2 separate regions of the Mus musculus genome follow, and region 2 is linked to region 1. Evidence: chromatin contacts called from ENCODE POLR2A ChIA-PET data. All regions are on one chromosome and are shown on one strand. Each heading gives the region's core, a stretch centred on a gene start or an enhancer-like site at or near the end of the contact. The rest is flanking DNA. Distances are from core to core; before and after follow the strand shown. Region 1 holds the start of Commd2 (COMM domain containing 2). Region 2 holds the start of Wwtr1 (WW domain containing transcription regulator 1).

Evidence for each region. ChIA-PET counts read pairs that join two places held with the same protein, here RNA polymerase II (POLR2A).
Region 2: POLR2A ChIA-PET joins it to region 1 with 20 read pairs in Patski. The contact joins the promoter of Wwtr1 here to the promoter of Commd2 in region 1. POLR2A ChIA-PET finds 5 or more read pairs at or near these places in 3 of 5 experiments (Patski and embryonic stem cell).

Annotation. Positions count from the first base shown.
Region 1 is chr3:57,648,823-57,654,626 of GRCm38, reverse strand. It overlaps Commd2 (COMM domain containing 2), which reads left to right and starts at 2,943. Exons shown (of 5, transcript NM_175095.4): 1 at 2,943-3,040; 2 at 3,128-3,205; 3 at 3,854-3,936; 4 at 4,412-4,585. The coding sequence starts at 2,974.
Region 2 is chr3:57,572,486-57,578,289 of GRCm38, reverse strand. It overlaps Wwtr1 (WW domain containing transcription regulator 1), which reads left to right and starts at 2,414. Exons shown (of 7, transcript NM_133784.3): 1 at 2,414-2,689; 2 at 3,033-3,467. The coding sequence starts at 3,037.

The DNA.
Region 1 (5,804 bases), core at 1,694-4,193:
CCAAATTACTCTAAAATCTGTGGCTATCCTTCTGTCTCAGCCTCCCAGGTGCTAGGAATTATAAGGATGAGCTGTTAGACTCCACCCAGTGCTCCATTTTTTTTATTACTTCCTTAGTAGTTAGAATTCTGTTTGTGGATGTATCATATCATCTACTATCATGCATAGAAATTTAGACTGTCACCATTTCTGAGATATTATGAATAAAGCATTTTTGGACAGTACTGTCAAAGTGTTTTCTGGATATCTGTTTTCGGTGTTTGGGGGGTGGGGAGCATTAAATACCTAGGAACGGAATTACTTGATTATAAGGTAAGTACAAAATTATCATTGAAAGAACTTGTTTAAGAGTTTTTTAGGTGCCTTTGCAATTTCACACTTCCACCACAACAGAAAGGAGATCTCATTTGACATGCCTCCCTAACACTTGCTTCAAGGCCTAACAAACAAGTTCAAATGTTTCCAAGCAGCTGGCCAGAGGCCTCCTTTCCTCCTCAGAAATCCCAGGTAGGAAACAAGAAGTTGTTCCAGTGCTAGCCTCTGGTGAGCTTTATAACCCTGGACGGCAGAAGGCAGCAGCAGATGAGCCCGGTAGCAGGTGGTAGCCTCTACGGTTACATCTCCTGTGCAGATTTCTGATAGTAACATTCCTAACCCTGCAAGTGCTATGATCCCTGGGCAAGCCTTAGTGTTGGAATAGACCTTGAACAAACAGCGCCAGACCCTGACTAAAGAGCTTTTCTCCCCTAAAGCTTGCTGAAATCCCCTGCCACTATGTTGAAACTCCAACCTCTTGCCAGGCATGGTGGTGCATGGCTTTAATCCCAGCACTCAGGAGGCAGAGGCCAGCAGACCTCTGAGTTCAAGGCCAGCCCTTCTACAGAAGAAGTTCCAGGCAGCAATGAAGAGAGACCCTGTCTCAGAAGACCACAAAAACAAATAAAACAAAACCCTCCAGTTCTTCCCTCCTCACTGCCATTTCCAAACTCATCTGCCCACTCTGCCCTTGCATCCTGATAGCCAGGCAAGGGAGTTTCTAAAGATAAACAGACCTGTGTGGATAAACAGCTCCAGGAGGGAGAAACTACAGGCTTACCTGTAGCCCTAGCAGTTGCATTCCCAAACTGCCTACATAAGCCCAAGCACCCCCTTTTCCTTTTGCAGACACTGCCTTCATCCTGTGCCTGCCCTTTCTGTTTGAAATAAAGAGTTCCATCCGTTGAGGTCAGACTGGTCTATTTCCTGCCTCTATAAGCTGTTTCTTTAAGCTGCCTCGGAAATCTAATGTTGTGCTACTTCAGAAATCTAACATTGGTAGTGGAATCCTTACTTCTACAAGGTTCATGGCTCTTGTATAGGTCTACAGTAAGTACCAAGACTCTTTTATAGGTGTAAAAAAAAAATCAAGATATCTTAGTCTTGGGCAGTAGCCAGCACTGAAGATACTAAATAGGCAGGTATCCAATTCCTCACCCCTTGGTGATAGACAATTGTGTAGTTCCTGGGCCTGGGGTAGTTGAAAACATTGGCTCCCTAGAACTCAAGAACTCTTTGATTATTTCTAAAATAATTTTTATGACATTAGGAAGAGACAGAGAGTGAGAAAAGGGAGAGAGGGGAGGAGTGAGTTAATATGTGAACACATGTGCCTCAGTGTACGTTGGTGAGTCAGAGAACAACTCATATGTGTTGGTTTTCTCTTCTACCGTGAGGGTTCCAGGGGTTGAACTCTTGTCTTCAGGCTTCACAGCAAGCAGCTTTTATCCACTGAGCTATCTTACCCACTCAGCTATCTTACCCACCCAGTCTGTTTGAATCTTTACCATCTTCTATCCCTCTTCAGTTCCTAAGAAACTGGTTATTTTACGTTCCCCGCCTCTCAGCTCTCCCTCTTCTGCTGGCAAGAGTCAGGCTGTGCTGTCACTTCTATGGCTTGATGTTCAGAATGCTCAGCTGTCGCAGCTGCTGCCACATGGCTGCTTTTATCATTGCTGCTATAGCACTGTATCTGCTTCCAGAAGTGGGCAAGAAAAGACCCCTAGAGAGAAGCCTTTTATTGAGTCCAAAGTTGTAGCAGCAAGGGATACAGTGTAGGGTGTGTCTATCCCTACCTGCTCATGAACTGAGCAGCCAGCTTCTAAATCTGAAGAAATGGTGTTTGCACCATTTGAAGCAAACCTCACATGTAAACAAAGGTATGTTTGGTTAGCATCTTCCCTTTTGTACTAAGAAAGTGCTCCCTTTCTTGCCTAAGTGGACACGTTCACAGGCTTATTTAGGGATCATGAAGGCTTGTGATAACACAAAGTCCTACACAAACTGTTCAAAACTACCCTAGTTGGGGCTGTATCTTCAGAAATTAATGCAAAGACCTCTGCTCATAGTGTAGTCATAGTGTAGTTTCTTCAAGGTATTTGTGGAGTGTACAAAATAGTCACTACATATATATTTATGTATATATACATGTAATATACGTATACATATATACATATATATACACATATATATACATATACACATACACATACATATACATGAGTATATGTATATACATATACACATATACACATACACATACATATACATATACATGAGTGTTATATACCCAAAACTAGAGTTAGTGATGGTTGAGAACGTGAGTACTGGAACCGAATCTGGTTCTTCTGCAAGAGCAACAAGAGATCTTAACCACTTAACCACCATCTCTCCAGCACTACATATTACACTTTTGCAGGATGGCTCATGAATGAGTGGAAGACTTGTACCTTCAACTCTTTTAACCAGCGTTCACTGCCTACCTTCACTCCTATAGAGTGAACCGGACGATACCGTGCTCCTAGGACTGCCAGCAACCGGAACCCAAAGCATGGGCTGTACCGCGACGCCCGCCGGAACTTCTTTTTGCCTGCACAGAGGTCGGAAGTGGTGAGGGCGGGGCCGGCGCCGGGTGGCAAAGTCTGAAGAGCCGCTAAAATGCTGCTGGATTTGTCCGAGGAGCACAAGGAGCACTTGGCCTTCCTGCCGCAAGTGGACACTGCAGGTAAGTTAGTGCTTGCGGGGTGCTTGCGGCGGGGACAACCCGGGGGACAGCCCGGCACTCACAGCCTGCTGCTGACTTCCGTTGCAGTGGTCGCCGAGTTCGGGAGGATCGCCGTGGAGTTCCTCCGACGGGGCTCAAACCCGAAGATCTACGAAGGCGCCGCCAGTAAGAAAGGGGGAGGACGGGCTCTGTCTGTGGAGCTGGAGAGTGCGATCCATTCTCTTTCTCCGCAGGAGTCTTTGCAGGTCCTAGGGTCTTGTTCCTTGTTCCTCTTAAAACCCCGCAGAGCAGTCAGTCAAGGCGCACACTGCAAGGAGCTGCGCGCTTTTATAACTAGTGTGGAACAAATATCTTCATATTTAAAATGAATACAGTGCCACCTGCCTTTTAGAAATATTCTGGTGCTTAATAAAATACCGCATGCTGAAGAAGTGGAACTGTCATCGAAGTGTTTAGTAAACATTTGCTACCCAGAAACTGCTTTTTTTCTAAGCTGGGGGGGGGGGGGTGGTGGTGGTGGTGGTTGAGATTAAGAACATCTCTACTGACTTCTCCTTCTGCCTGGGTTGAAGGGGCTTTGTGTGTCTGTTCACAGGTTTGTGTTTTGTTAGGCTGACTTGGAGGGAAATAGCCAAGGCCCCTGTTAGTGGAGTGGGTTAAGAAGGAACAGTAGTCTCCGCTTAACTCATTTTTATTGTATAGTTTGAAAACAGAGCAATTGAATGTGTTTATTTTTAAACAAATTGATAATCTGTTTATTTCTTCACCACCCCACCACCACCACCACCACCACCACCACCACCACCACCTTAGGAAAACTGAACGTGAGTAGTGACACTATCCAGCATGGTGTGGAAGGATTAACGTATCTCCTCACCGAGAGCTCAAAGCTTATGGTAAGACTTCTGAGAGCTGTATTGTATCACCCAGATCCTTTCAAACTGGCGCCTATTACAATATTTCTAACTCATAATCGAATTTGTGCAGTATACCAAAACAGTGCTATTGGCGTTATCTAATATGAATTCCTCTTGCCGGTTTAAATTATAATTGTCTCTATTTCTGCATCATGTGCCATCACCCATGTATGTCAGGAGATGGGAGAATGAAATATTGCATTTTTAAAAATGTATCAGCAGTCATTATCTGGCTTGATGGAAAAATATTAAATAAAATTAGGCATCTTAATTTCTTTCCTATTTTAATAAGGTTATTTTGTATATTAGTAACTTGGATTTCAGAATGGTGGGTCTTTAAGGAATGTTCTAAATAGAATTAGAGGATATAATGTACTTGTGTGTGTAGAAATGGTTTAGCATTTACTAGACAAAGATAAATTCCAGTGTTCTGTTGAACTCAATTTACCTTTAGATTTCTGAACTGGATTTCCAAGACTCTGTCTTTGTTCTGGGATTCTCTGAAGAACTAAACAAATTATTGCTTCAGCTCTACCTGGACAACAGAAAGGAGATCAGAACTATTCTGAACGAGTTAGCACCTCGTCTTCCCAGTTACCATAGTCTTGAGTGGCGGCTAGATGTACAGGTATGGCTTTTCCTTTTCTTAAATCTGTTATTTACCAACTTAACCAAGCTCTGGTGTGAAAACGAAAATGTAGATTTTAATGGTCACTTTGGGTCATTTCACAAGTAGCTCATTTCCTTTTATTTCTAATTTGATTTACTGAGTTTAATTTGCAAAGGTTTTAAATTTGTTTTTATTACATGTGTTTACTTAATGTATGCGTACATGAATGTCACTTGTGTAGAGGTCAGAGGACAGCTTTCAGAAGTTTGTCCGAAGGGACTGAACTCAGGTAGTCAGGCACAGTAGCAGTTGTGCAATCTGAAAAGTTGTTAAGAAGTCGTTTAGAAGAAAGTATGGTTTACAAAACAGACTTGTTTGTTTGTGTTGCTTTGGTTTTTGGCAATGCTTAGTTTAAAAACACAGTTCTCTCTTGTACACAAAGAAAAGTGTACAAGTCTGTGTACTCAATATCACATAGTCACAAACTCAAAATAGATGTGACCGTGACCAGGACCCCAGAGACATCTTTTTTTTTACCTCCTATTAATGATTGTTCCTTCCCTCCTCTCCAAAGGTAACCACCATCGGAAGTATTTAATGCAGTTTTTTTTTTTTTTTAACTCATTTTATCTGTGCACACATGCAGTGACTGAGGCAATCCTCCTATATAGGGCCGGGGTTAGTTCTGGTAGTGCATTCTCCTAGTGTATTCGAGGCCCAAGCTTGAATCTCTAGCACCGGAACAAAAAAACTTACACAGAACACAAAAAAATCATTGATGTCTGGCTTCTCTGGTAAAACATTGTTTTTGAAAAGATTTGTCATTTAGCTATTTTGGAAGACTCATAAATCCAGGATCCAGGCCCAATACAGACCCCAAGTCTCAGTTACTTGAGAGGCTGAAGCAGTGGGGCCACTAGCCCAGGAGTTTGAGACCAGTCTGGGTAACAAGTGTGAGATACTTTTTCAACTAGAAAGATGTTATCTACAAAATACACAAAGAAAAGTGTACGAGTCTGTGTACTCAATATCACATAGTCACAAACTCAAAATAGATGTGCCCTATCTGATTCTGATGATACTAGTATAAAGTTTGGCCTGGAGAGCAGAAATTTTAAAATCTCTCTTTTAATCCAGATATTGGTAATAGGAATCAAAGTTTGTGCGTCATTATCACAGTAGAGACTGTGTAACCTGAAATAAGGAAGCTGTACTGGCTAGTATTGTGTCAACTTGA
Region 2 (5,804 bases), core at 1,165-3,664, 76 kb after region 1:
CTACACAACACCAAGGAGAGCTGCCTGAAATAGTACTGCTCAGATTTGAATTGTGGTCTTACTGGGCATACAGCACTGTGCTTTTACAGAAAATGATTTAATTATGGAAAATAGACAATATTTTTCTACCTTCATTCCTCAGTATGTATACATTAACATATATTTTGGTTAGGATGTTTGATGTTGGAAATGACTGAGTTGCTGACTTGACTTTCATTACAAAAAAAAAAAAATCATTAAATGAAATATTGGCTTGGACCTAGGACAGAACTTCCAATAGTTTCTGAGATGGCCCTAAACATACTTCTGCCATTTTGTACAACACCAGTCTCAGGACTAGCAATTATAAAATAAAAAAGGTGAAAAATGTTGAAGGCACCCTATGTCCTGTAGTATCAAAGAGTCAGGATTAGCCGGGCGTGGTGGAGCACACGTTTAATCCCAGCACTTGGGAGGCAGAGACAGGTGGATCTCTGAGTTTGAGGCCAGCCAGGTCTACAAAGTGAGTTCCAGGACAGCCAAGGCTACACAGAGAAACCCTGCCTCGAAAAACCAAAAAAAAAAAAAAAAAAAAAAAAAAAAAAAAGAAAAAAAAAAAGAGTCAGGGTTTAATTCTGTATATGGGAACCATCACATTTGTTTAGCACTTATTATTACTAGGGAATGATCCCAGGCAAGTGCTCTGCCACTGAACTATAGTCCTAGCCCAAAGCATATCTTATTATCTTTAATGAACGGCAAAATTTTATATATGCCCAGGAATGAATTATTTTAAAATCAATTTATGATTATCAGTAAATGTTTGATTCTTACCTATTTTATACAAATATAGATTAGGGTCAGATAGATAGTTTTTCAGGCAAAAAGGGGTCATGATTGAAAAAGTTCAAGAGGCCTTAGTATAAGACCACTTGCCATTTTGGGAAAAGTCTGTAAGGGACCTGGAGTCACAGCTCATGTATGGGTACTGGGATAGGACACAGCTAATCAAAGATGGTCTCAAAATTAAAAAAAAATGTGTTGGGGGCTCATGTGGGGGCTAGAGTTGGTTCTCTCCTTCTACCATGTAGTGTGTGGGATTCGAACTCAGGTTGTCAGAATTGCCTGAAAGGATCTTTTCCAGCTGAGCCACAGTTTTGTTCTCTCTTCTGTCTTAAAGTAAAAATGATGGAGTGGCTTGCATTTGTCCCTTCACCTTGCTGTTAGGTCACAGTTGTCTTCATTTTCCTGTAGCACTGTCAACTGTGGATTTAATTTTGACTTTTATGTCTCTCTTTAATATGGTGAGGCACAGTGCCTGCATTTGATACAATTCTGCTGACAAACTTCCATGCAGCCTTGGCTAAGCAAAGTGCTTTGCGTGTATTGCCTCATTTAACCTATCTAATAAACTTGTCTATTAGAATCTGTGGGTCGGGTAGGGGCTTTCTGGAATGTAACTTAAAAAGCAGCCACCCTTTCTTGGAGAGAAGGAATAGTTGAGCAGCTGGCAGTGGGAAGGGCAAGGCCTCCTCCCTCTTCCCGGCAGCTGTCTTACCAGGCCAGACCTCCTCTCTCCAAAGGCTGGGGTCTCCACCTCTGGCCCATGTCCAGTCGGGTGGGAGGCTGTGTGGCTTTTTCCGGGTCACTGGCACACCCTCTCTATCCTAGCCACCTGCCCCTGTTCCATTCCAGTTCCAGGCTCCCTAGAGCGACCCAGGGACATTCCAATCCTCCCACTACCCTCGCAAACGCCGCGGGAGGAGGGAAGGGGGCGCAATTGCTTGGCCTTCTAGAACGCAGCTTTGTCTCGGCCTTCTAAGGATTGATGAAAGGCTTGAAAGTTGGTAGTTTACAATCGACTCCTCGGTGAAGCCGCATCTTCAGCAACAGCGGCACTTTTTGGGAAACCGTCTCGCAGACAACTGAAAGCCAAACAGCCAAGTTGTCTCCCCAGCAGACCAAATATGGTCACAAGCGTTAAGCAGCCTTCCGTGGAAAGTCTGGCCTCGCGGGTGTCTCCCTGAGCCAGGGTGCGCCCCGGTCCGACCTCTGGCAGATCCGCGCCCCGTGCCACATTCCGGGTGCTGGGCGCTCCCCTTAAGACGAGGGCAAGCGCTCAGGACAGACTCATTCTGGGCCTTGGACCCTCAACCGAGGGCCCTCCGTTATTCTCCGATTTGGTTTTTGTCCATAACCCCTTGATTTAACAGGCTTGAACCATTTTCTCTTTGATCCCGCCCCAAGTCAGTGGTAAACTCAAAGGAATGCAGATAGGCGCTCGGCGGGAGAGGTCGGAGCGGCGCGGCGGGGCGGGGGCACGGTCTCTCCCGAGCTGCGAAGTGCCCAGCCCACCCCCGCCAGCCGGGCTAGGGTGGGAGGAGGAGGAAGAGGAGGGGCGTGGGGCAGGCTGGCTCCGGCCAGGAGGTCATGCATAATTCAACAGCTCCACTTTCGGCCCGCCTCTTTCCTAAGGGTGGGAGTTTGCTTCAAACTTTGTTTATGGGACAGTCCGGGAGCCGCGGCGGCTGCGCTCGTCTACGTCTTCTCTGTCGCCTCCTCGCGCAGTGGGAGCGCCCGAGGCCGGTTCCGGGGATGTAAGAGGATAAGCCTTCGGCTGCTGGGAATCCGCTCGGGATCTGCCAGCCGGGACCGGGTTCCAGCTCGTCAGTTCGGGAGGCGCCCAGGCTTGGCTTCCCCGAGTCCCCAGGTAGCTCCCGCCGCGCCCCGCACCCTCTGTGGCGTCCGGCTCTTAGACGACCGCAGTCGGGACGCCTGGGGTTGCCGGTGGGGGTATTGGGCAGGGGAAGCTGCGACTGGGTCTGGTGCAGGCACCCCCCCCCCCCTTCCTCCCGCGGCTGCCTGCTCAGGGGAGCTTCTCTGTTGCGGGAAAGTTGCATAATCTCGGAGGCCAGGGGCGCCCCCTCCCCCACCGGCTGGTCCCTGGACCCATACCTAACTGTCTCTAGGTTCTCTCTGTCCTTCCCCGGGACTACCCCCTCCTCCTCTGACTTGCACCAAAAGGCTGATCTGATCTTTCTTTTTTCTTGTAGAAAGATGAATCCGTCCTCGGTGCCCCATCCGCTCCCGCCGCCAGGGCAGCAAGTCATCCACGTCACGCAGGACCTGGACACCGACCTCGAAGCCCTCTTCAACTCTGTCATGAACCCCAAGCCCAGCTCATGGCGGAAAAAGATCCTCCCGGAGTCCTTCTTTAAGGAGCCCGATTCCGGCTCGCACTCGCGCCAATCCAGCACAGACTCATCAGGCGGCCACCCGGGGCCTCGACTAGCTGGCGGCGCGCAGCACGTCCGCTCGCACTCGTCGCCCGCATCCCTGCAGCTGGGCACCGGTGCGGGAGCCGCTGGAGGCCCTGCACAGCAGCATGCACATCTCCGCCAGCAGTCCTATGACGTGACCGACGAGCTGCCGTTGCCCCCCGGGTGGGAGATGACCTTCACGGCCACTGGCCAGAGATACTTCCTTAAGTAAGTCTGCCGGCAGTCAAGAGGGGCAAAGTTGTGATGCCCTGGACGCTCGTGTGTTCGTGGCGTGTGTGTGTGTGTGTGTGTGTGTGTGTGTGTGTGTGTGAAAGAGAGACAGAGACAGAGAGAGAGAGACAGAGAGAGACTGAGAGACTGACTCTTCCAAGGTGCTTCAGAGATCTGCTAAGATAAAAAAGTAGGGGATGAATCTCTGGGAGTTGTACTTGACTAGAACAGAGAACGTTTCATGAAGTGGAAACTGCTTAAGCCCTAAGAGATCCAGGCCATTGGAAAACTTAAACTTGGGGAAAGGAATTTTGAGCGACTTTGGCCTAAATCTGGGTCTTAGGCCCTTAGCGCCTTCACTTAAGTTAGCTAGCTCACAGCCAGGTGAGTAGGTGGTCTGGGTTCTTCAGTCACTCAGGAAAAGCAAACCGGAAAAGAACACAGTGCCTGGTGGGCTTTACCTCTCCCAGCTGATGACGTAATGACCACACAGCACAGTAATGTAATTACCAACCGCACTGTAAAGTAGTTATGGGCTGGACCAACAAATTGTGTGGAAATTGGGTCAGGAGTCTTATGTTACACTTGGTAACCTAAAATACCGTCACGGCAGGGCAGTAGTGTGCGTTGTCATCCTTCATGCCCTATCTGCCTAGCTTTTTGAGGTTGTGAATTTTACATTAGATCCAGCTTTTTGAATTAGATCGAACAGAGAAATGTATTCTCAATTGCTAGAGGGAGTTCTTGAGGGAAAGCCGGGGCTGGCACTTGAATTGTTATCAGAACCAGTGAGGTCATAGGGGTCAGGTTAGAAAAGGCCTCCGAAGAAGTTGTGGCTGAGCCATTGGTGTAGAATCACTTCAGCTCGGCTCGGCTGCGCTGCCTGCCCAAAGGGAAGACATCTAAGAACTTGTCTTAAACTTCATCTTACAGCCCCGTTCCTTTGCTGAAGTAGCCTTGCTTTGAAAGGCTCAAATGTAAGATAGCACGTACTATTTTAAAAAATGTAATGCCAAGCTCCTCCTTGGCATTAACTATCTTTGGTCCTTTGATTACCCTCTAAGAATGAGCGGATGGCAGTGGATGCTGTGGGCATATCTGAGACTCATCCTGGTTCCCAGCTCTTCCTCATCCCAAAGCTGTTGACATCACGTGCACTTACTTAGTTTTATGTGTATGTGTGTGCGCCTGGATGTATGTATGTGCACCACATACATGAAGTGCCTGTGGAGGCCAGAAGAGGATGTCTAATTCCCTGGGGTGGCAGTGTGAGCTCCATCCCCCTCCCCTAATTTGGGATTTCGGTGCTAGGAACGGAACTCCAGTCCTCTTCAAGAGCACCAAGTGGTTTTAACCATTAGCCATCTCTCCAGCCTCTTGGGGATATACTTTTTGTTGTATTTGTAATCTTTGTTTTGGGGCTTACTGTGGTGCTGGCATCCTGAAGATAACTCAATGGCTTTGGCACACAGTTGGTGTCTGGATTATTGAGCCATGCATGGTGTAGACACATGCTCAGGGCTTTGATTTCTAAGTGGAGGTTGAAGTCAGATATGCAATGTAATAGCATGGCGTTTTTCTAAGTCTCCAAAGGAAGATATTAGTGTCCGTACTGCATACATGTTCAAAATAGCATTGTGTATAAATGCAGCTGTATGTATTTCACCATGATTTTTTTTTTTTTTACCAATGTGAACTTTGCAATAAATACAAGTAGCGTCTCAGTAATTTTCGATGGTCCCTTTTGGCCGCAGATGATTTTTAAACTGCTCATGAATGCACACGTATATGTGGAAGAGCCGGGCTTGCCTAATATCTGTGGGAACCTAGAAAAAAAAACCCAACTTCTAAATAAAATCAAATTCTTTTCTACATGTGTTTTTAATGATTGAAGTTGCTCAGATGTGTTAGTGATTTAGGGCAAAAAATAGAAGTTAGCCTTGGACGTAGGGAGGGTTGCTGTGATCCATTTCTGTCCTCCCATGCAGCTATGGGCCCTCCTCCAGCTAAGCCAGAGTGCTTCTTCATTTCATTTTGAATGGTAGATGGAGTGTAAATAGTGTGCTGGCATGACCTGATGCCGTCCCTGGAAATTTCTTGGCTAAGTGACTAAGAATTTAAGGAATTATGTTTTTGTGAATATTGTCTTGTAGAATACGCATTCTGCCAAGAATTCTTGATTCCTTTTAGAGCTTTGTTTGAACTTTGAGTAAGGTACGTGTTCTGTGCCACACTTTGTTACACGGCCTTAAGAAAAATGGTAGCTGTTCACCCTGATTTCATTCTCTTGGAACCCATCCATTTCTCAAAGTGGGACTGGCAGGAGACTCCCAT